Linked DNA regions of Homo sapiens: region 2 is linked to region 1. A link is a contact called in ENCODE Hi-C data. All regions are on one chromosome and are shown on one strand. Each heading gives the region's core, a stretch centred on a gene start or an enhancer-like site at or near the end of the contact. The rest is flanking DNA. Distances are from core to core; before and after follow the strand shown.

What was found. A loop is a pair of places that touch in the nucleus more often than their neighbours do. Pooled maps may share reads with other maps.
Region 2: a map of B cell shows a loop between it and region 1 (16-fold over the local background). The contact joins the promoter of HIVEP2 here to the promoter of HECA in region 1. A Hi-C loop is called at or near these places in 1 of 168 maps with a recorded cell type or tissue (B cell), 1 of 37 single-sample maps with no recorded cell type and 8 of 50 pooled maps.

Annotation. Positions count from the first base shown.
Region 1 is chr6:139,133,699-139,137,391 of GRCh38, forward strand. HECA (hdc homolog, cell cycle regulator) reads left to right here and starts at 1,382. Exons shown (of 4, transcript NM_016217.3): 1 at 1,382-1,969. The coding sequence starts at 1,699. RefSeq lists enhancers at 1,174-1,468, 2,334-2,453 and silencers at 1,174-1,363, 1,474-1,553, 1,954-2,223.
Region 2 is chr6:142,942,845-142,946,564 of GRCh38, forward strand. HIVEP2 (HIVEP zinc finger 2) reads right to left here and starts at 2,332. Exons shown (of 10, transcript NM_006734.4): 1 at 2,255-2,332. HIVEP2-DT (HIVEP2 divergent transcript) reads left to right here and starts at 3,645. Exons shown (of 3, transcript XR_001744397.3): 1 at 3,645-3,720. RefSeq lists silencers at 1,962-2,031, 2,172-2,271, 2,472-2,701, 2,932-3,561, 3,612-3,720.

The sequences.
Region 1 (3,693 bases), core at 132-2,631:
CAGAGCTTTTACTAAAGGGCTGAATTAAAGATTACACTATAAAAGGGGAACACTGTAAAGCTGTCAGCTAAACTAGTCTTTCCTCCACAGTTCGTGAGGAAGGAACCTAATTTATACATTCAACAAATTTATGCCAGCTGTTCTCTGATGTGCCCAAGGCAGATAAAATCTATCCATGGAGGTTTCATTTCAGTGAGAGGGAGATATACAAGAAATAAGTAAACACCTACATTGCCAACATAATTAGAGATGGAGGAGGAAAATAACAGGGTGGAACTTCTGACAGCTCTCCTGGGAAGGTCTCTGTGGAAGTGATGTATTTGAGCTGAGACCTGAAGGAAGGGAAGGAGTTGGCCGAAAAGGTAGAATAGAATTGCAGAAAGAGATCAAGGGGAGCTCTTCCCAGGGGTCCCCTGCCCTCATATTGCCTGTCTTCACTGGTGTCACCTAATCTCCTACTGCTCATAACCTGGCTACCTATCTTTCACTATCTTTCAGGACAACTCAGCCCTATGCATAGGGATGGGTTCCCCCCAAGCAGGGACTGCTTCAGAGTCCAGGCAACATCTAGTTACATCCCTGGATGATGGGTCTTGTTTGAGTGAATTGTTTTCACCACCAGACTGTGAAGGCTTCCCATTCAGGACCCTGGTGTTCATCCCCATTGTCTGGGAACTCTACCCTGTTTCTTTCTTTCTTTTCTTTTTTTTTTTTTTTTTTTGAGACAGAGTCTCGCTCTGTTGCTCAAGCTGGAGTGCAGTGGCGCGATCTCGGATCCCAGGTTCAAGTGATTCTCCTGCCTCAGCTTCCCGAGTTTCTGGGACTACAGGCGCACGCCACCACGCCCAGCTAATTTTTTTTTGTATTTTTAGTAGAGACAGGGTTTCACCACGTTGGCCAGGATGGTCTCGATCTCTTGACCTCGTGATACACCCGCCTCGGCCTCCCAAAGTGCTGGGATTACAGGCATAAGCCACCGCGCCCGGTCCCCTGTTTCTTTAATTACTGTTACTGAAAGGCATAGCCTTTGAATGAGTTATTAATCCAAAATCTTTTGTTTTCCATTCTTGCTCTAGTCACAGCTTATTTTTCCAGACCATACTGTTCTAAGCCTCAATTACATTAAGGCCAGGAGGCCACCGAAGAACTCCACATGCCACTGCACTGGCGGGTGGAGCAAGTCAAGCAGGGCAGCTCATGAACGCCCGGGAGTCCAGGAGGCCCGGGTGGGGACGCCTGGATGACGTCACTCGAGGTGGGCAGGCCCCGCGCGGGGCGTGACGTCACGCGGGCGGTCCCGTCAGCCGTGAGGTCACCTGGTGGGCGCGGCCAGGCCGAATCCCCAGTGTCGTCACGGGAGGGGGCGGGCCCAGAGCGTGTCAGTGCAGCCGAATCAAAACAAGCCGGAGACCCGCCTTTTCCCTCCGGCTCGGGAGCGTCTCGCTTGCGCCCCGGGCCCGCGGCGCCCGCGCGGCTGCGAGCCTCGGGTGGCCGCGTGCCGGCTCCAGGAAGCCGGAGAGGGCGCGGCGGCCAGGATGGCGCGGCACGGGCCGTGCGGCTAGACGGGAGCCGAGGGAACCGCCGGCTCGCGCCCTCCGTTCTTTCCCGGAGCCGGCTTCACGCAGGGCCGGGAACGGCCGTGCCTCTGGGATCCGCCTTCGCTGACGCCGGGCACCTACCTGGACGCGAGCGAGCGAGATGCCCAACCCCAAAAACAGCAAAGGCGGCCGCAAAAACAAGCGCGCCAACAGCAGCGGCGACGAGCAGGAAAATGGAGCCGGGGCCCTGGCAGCGGCGGGCGCGGCGGGAGCGGCGGCCGGGGGGGCCCTGGCGGCGGCGGCCGGTTGCGGGGCGGCGGCGGCGGGCGCGCCGGGCGCCGGAGGCGCGGCGGGCGCCGGAGGCGCGGGGACTGGCGCCGCGAACGCTGCGGCCGCCGCGGGGGCTGCGGCCGCGGGCGATGCCAAAAACGGTAAGACGGGGCTGGCGGGGCGAGCGCCAACTTCCTCCCCGACGGGGACGGCGCGGTGGCGGGGCCCTGGGTGGCGCGGGCGGTGCGTGGACAATGCGAGAGTCAGGAAGTGCTCACCCCGCCCCTCCGCCCCGCCGCGGCTGCCCCTTCGCGGTCCCCACGCCTGGCGGCGGGGACAGATCTGCGGCCCCTGCCCGGTGTCCGCGCGGGGGGCAGCCCGCGCCCCACACTCTGAGGGGCTCCCGGCTGCGGCAGCGCTGCCCTCGGGCCCAGCCTGCTGCCCGCGCTGGCACTGCCCCGCCGTGTGTGCCGGGCCGAAGGGAGGAAGGAAGGGAGGAAAGAGCCGCCCAAGTTGAGAAGAATGATCCGATTGAAAACTTAGGCACCGGTTAATTCTTCCCGGTGCTCCAAGGCCACCCGTAACCCCCGGAATGAAGGAGAGAGAGCCTCAATTCTTAGCACACCCAGGCTTGCTGCGTCGATCGCCACAGGTGAAGAGGCCTCGAGACATTTAGGGCCTCTGTGTTTGCTCTTTAATTTTTTGGCTTGCTTGAGGAAGGAAGAGAATCTGAACTTGACTTCCGTTCTCAGCCCGGAGTTAAAAAAAAAAAAAAAAAAAGAAAAGAAAGAAAAGAAAAATCATTCTCTATGTCATTGTGCTTAACATTTTCAGAAGGAAGCCTCATAATCTTAGGTAGTGCCTGAATGTTCCTTTTGAGGGGACACTTAGGAACTGGCCCAGATGTGACAGGATTTCTGTTCTCATTACAGAGCCATGGTTTTCGTTATAAGGTGCTGGGCAAACACTTACTTATTTGGACAGTTCTTTGAATTCCTCTAGTCAGGCACTTTTTCCAGGAAGACAACGTAGGTATTTTAATGAAGGGAGATTTGAATTGTTATATCTGGCTTTTAATTTATAGCGTCAGCTTTTGAAGCCATTCTTTATGTAGATCAGGCACTTTTTTGTTTTGTTTTTTTTTTTTTAGACGGAGTTTGCAATTTCGCCCAGGCTGGAGCGTAGTGGCGCAATCTCGGCTCACTGCAACCACCGTCTTCCGGTCTGAAGCGATTCTCCTGCCTCAGCCTCCCGAGTAGCTGGGATTACAGGCGCCCGCCACCACGCCCGGCTAATTTTTGTTATTTTTAGTAGAGACAGGGTTTCACCATATTGGTCAGGCTGGTCTCGAACTCCTGACCTCGTGATCCGCCCGTCTCGGCCTCCCAAAGTGCTGAGATTACAGGCGTGAGTCACCACGCCCAGCCAGATCAGGCACTTTTTAAACAGGGCACCTGCTCTTACAAGCAGCGTACAGTGCTCTGAACATAGGCGGCTGAATGTCGCCTGTTAGAACTGTAGGCCCCGTTGGCTGTGTCTCTGCAATATTGAAATAGGAAGATTTATTTATTTATTTTCAGAAACAAACTTACCCCGTTTGTGAATGTTTCAGAATACTAGTTTTGGGTAGCCTGTGTTCTTCATGTTCTTTTGTTTTTCTCCTGGCTTTAACCTTCATTTTGGTATTGATGTGGCAGAGAGAAAGGTGCTCAGACTCTGGGTAGGACAGACTCCTAGCTCAGCCATTTAGAGCTTCATCATCTTGGAAAGGTCAGTCTTCCAGAGCCTCAATTTCCTCATGTGTAAACTTGAAAAAAAATTACCCTGGCTCCCTCCTAGTGTTATTGAGAGGCTCAGAGTGCCCCTTCCCTATTATGCTCCCAGT
Region 2 (3,720 bases), core at 1,082-3,581, 3.8 Mb after region 1:
TAACAAAAATACAGATGCAAATAAGCAAATTTTGTTTTATACCCGACCTATGCTCGACGCAAGAAATTGTCTCAATGTTCAAAAGATTCATCATTGTAATACATTTCTGTATATAAGAAATATACTGCATATTTCAAACCTAGTGGTCAAAGGGATTATGACACTTGAAACAAACACACTATCATTAAGTAAATACTGGTAAATCCCTTTCAGCTCACAATGCAAATGTACAGTTGTCATTTGGTACTATGACTCCTTAGGGTTCCACAGGGAATTTTCTCTTAATAATGAAAATGATACCCACTTTAGTCACAGAAAGGACATTTCTGTTCTGATAAACCATTTGGCCTATATCCTAAAAATCAAACCCAATCTACTCATTCCACAGTCTACTTCGTTAAAATTCTGCTTCTGGCACTCTTATAAGGTGAAAAAGCAATGAGACATTTGCTACATATGTAGCAAACATATGGGATCTATATGTGCAAATATTTAAAATAACTTGGTTTGCTCAAGGGCAAATATCACCAAATATTACTATATCACTGGAGGAAACGTTTCTAATAAAGTTAAATGGCCTTTTTCTAGGAGGACAGATCATTGCAAATTTAATTAAAATGGATCTTATTAATATTTCAAGTAATGTCTGGGCTTGATTATGCACTACAAAAGAAACAACTGTATTGAGGAGAAAAATCAATAGCCCTTGACTAGGGCTCTGGGTATGCTAGAAAAACACAGATCTCTTGTGAATTATTGAGGTCCAGCTTTAGGGTTGGGGGCGAGTACCAATATTCATTTGGAGGTAAATTGAGTTATTTTTAAAATGGCAGAAAAGGAAGGAGAAAAATCAGCTCAAATTTTCCATTATAATGAAAGTACAGGAAACAAGCCTTTCTATATTCATTTTAGGCCTAAATAACTCTGCAGAGAATAAGGGTTTTGCAATGTCAGTTGCACACACAACTTCCTGTGTGAATGCTAAGCCATTACAGGTGTCCTAAGGCCTCCAGTGAAACCTATTATCAAGAGATTCCTCTGGTCTCCTCGAAGTCATCCCCAGCGCCCCCCATCCGCCGCCCACACATTATTGCTTCTCTCCTCCAAGTGTCTTGATTAAGGACCCTCTCTCTTCTCCGCACTCCCGAGGTTAAAGTGCCCCCGTTCCCTTGGTGTAGCTAGTTACAAGCTTTCCCGTTAGGGAAGACTAGTGCCTGCAGTCCTTTTTAGTTAGATGCTTTTAAGTCAGAGATGAGAGGAGCCACTTGAAGAAACCCTCCTTCCCTTCTTCCTTTCCCCCACTGGGAACCAAGTCCCTGAAGGACAACACCCAGGGACGCTTCCTGACCTTCTATCCCCTCACCCAATTTGGGCTTGGAGGGTTGGGGTCGCATTTTCTCATGTCCTCTGCTGCACTGGATGTGTTATGTAAGAGGGACAGAACGCGGGAGGCACATGCGTATAAAGCGCACCGATCTGTGATAACAGCTGGGGTAGCAGAGCGGATCTGGAGTCCACCCCCCCCCCCCACCAAATACGACAGACCCCACACATGCACATCAGCACCCCCTCCCCCACACACCCACACACACACACACACACGCACACACCCAGAGCAATGTTTTCCTGTCTCACCCCTACCAGTACCAGAGGCACAGAATGGAAAGGCGGGGGGTGGGGGTGAAAGGAGGTGAAAGAGGAGGAGGAGCAGCAGCAGCACATCTGCTTTGATAGCAGCCGGCAGTGCCGCCGCGGCAGAGAGCCCCTCGTTAACCCCCTTCCTGTGGCTGCACCACGTCATGGAACATTCCCGGAACGGGCCAACGTTCCACCCACTTCAGGGAACAGACATAAAGGCGCAGACCCAGTTCCCCACAGTGCACAGCCCAAACACACATGTCCCTTCCCGATCCCCCGCCAGACGGACAGACAAACACGCATGCAAACCGCCCCCACCCGTCTCCACGCGCCCGGGTCCAGCCGGCAGCGGCCAGAGCCGCTCTGCAGCCGGTGCACCCGCAAGGCGAGGGCGCCTCCGCCTGAACCTTCCATCGAGACAGTCCCCTCCTTCCTCGCTTCCTTCCTTCGCTCCTTCCTTCCTTCCTTCCTTGCCCGGGAGGTAAAGGGAGTCACTGAAATGCCCAGAGCCAGCGCCTTCGCTGCGCTCGCTCGGCCGCAGGCCGGCGGCCCGGGCCTCGCGCCGCCAGCCCGCCCGGCCGCCTGCGCCGCGCGCCGCGGCCCCCTCCCCCGCTACCTGACAACGGGCCGCCGCCGGCCGCCGCAGCCGCAGCGGTGGCCGGGCCGTGCGCGCCGGTGCACGTCGCTCATTAGTAAGCAGGCACATTCCTGCCTCCAGCGCTCCCGCGCGGCCCCCTCCCCCCAGGACATTACGCAAAGCAGCCTCCCCTCATCTGCATAGATCCGCGGCCAGGGTATTCCCCGCATTTCCCCACGCGCCCGACACCCCTCCCGCGGTCTCCCCCATCCCCGCCCCCTCCGACCCTCACCCTCGGGCCACCGGGAAGGGGCTGGGGGCACACGCCGGGGAGCGGGGGACGGAGTTCGGCGGCGGCGATTCCAATATAAAGTGAAACAAGCTCCCAGCGCCGAAGGAGGCAGGAAAAACCCAGCGTCCAGGCCACTTACCGAGCCGAGGAGGGACCTAGATTCCCGCCGCTCCGCTCTCGCGGTGGCCGGTCCGCCCTCCGCGCACCCCGAGGCTGCACCCAGCACCCCAGACGCGAGACGTGGAGGAACGCTGTGAACGAGCCGGGAGACCCTCCAAGTTGCTCTGGGCTCCGTGGAGCGTCAAGGTCCAAGACACAACTTGGCAAAGACTTGTGCCACAGTCACCGAAGATGTTTGTGCGGAGACCCTCCTGCGGGGAACGACGGCGCTCGGCGGCGCCCCGCTCTCCTCCTCTCCACCCCCTCACCTCCAGCCCGCCTCCCGCCGGCCGCCCGCCTCCGGGCCGCGAGCCCCTCGGGCGGCTGTCAGCTCCCGGCCGCCGCCGGGTGACAGGGGCGGGAGGAGGGCGCGACGCGGCGGCCCGAGCCCCAGCGGGCGAGGGGGATCCTCGCAGCCGCGGCGGCCGCTCACCTGGAAAGTCACCGCTGAGGAGGAGGAGAAGGAGGACGGGGAGGAGGAGGGAGAGGAGGAGGGGGAGGAAACCCCCCTGGTGCCCTTGTTCTCGCTGCCGCGGCGGCCGCTCCTCGCCAAGGCTGAGCGTGTCTGGTGGGGGGTGTCTGGTAGCATTTCCTTAAGGACAGAGGGAGGGCGGGCGCGGAGGGAGGGAAAAGATCCCGACCGCCAGCCCAGGCTCCTCTTGCCTTTATTTATTTTTCTGACACTGTACGGAGATGGGCCCGGGGCAGGGGCCGCCGGGCTCAGGCGGGAGCCGCGAGGCCCGGGCCGCAGCTGTCTGCGTGCGGGAGCCGCAGCGGCCGCCTCCCCTCCCGGGCTGTGGACGCACCGGGTTATTCCTGGCAGCGCCTCCCCGAACAGAAGTTACTAGGAGGAGTGCGCGGCGAGGGCGGACGGGGGGAGAGGCGGAGGGAGGGAGGGAGGAAGAGGGAGAGACTCAGCCAACGACGTCATCGGATCCCCCAGCGCGTCCCAGGGAGGGAGGCTGAACCAGAAAAACCAGTCTGGAGCCAGTGAGCGAGAGAGGGATGTGCGGCGCGCGGGGCGACGGGGGAGGGAGGCGGTCGGGAGGGCAGG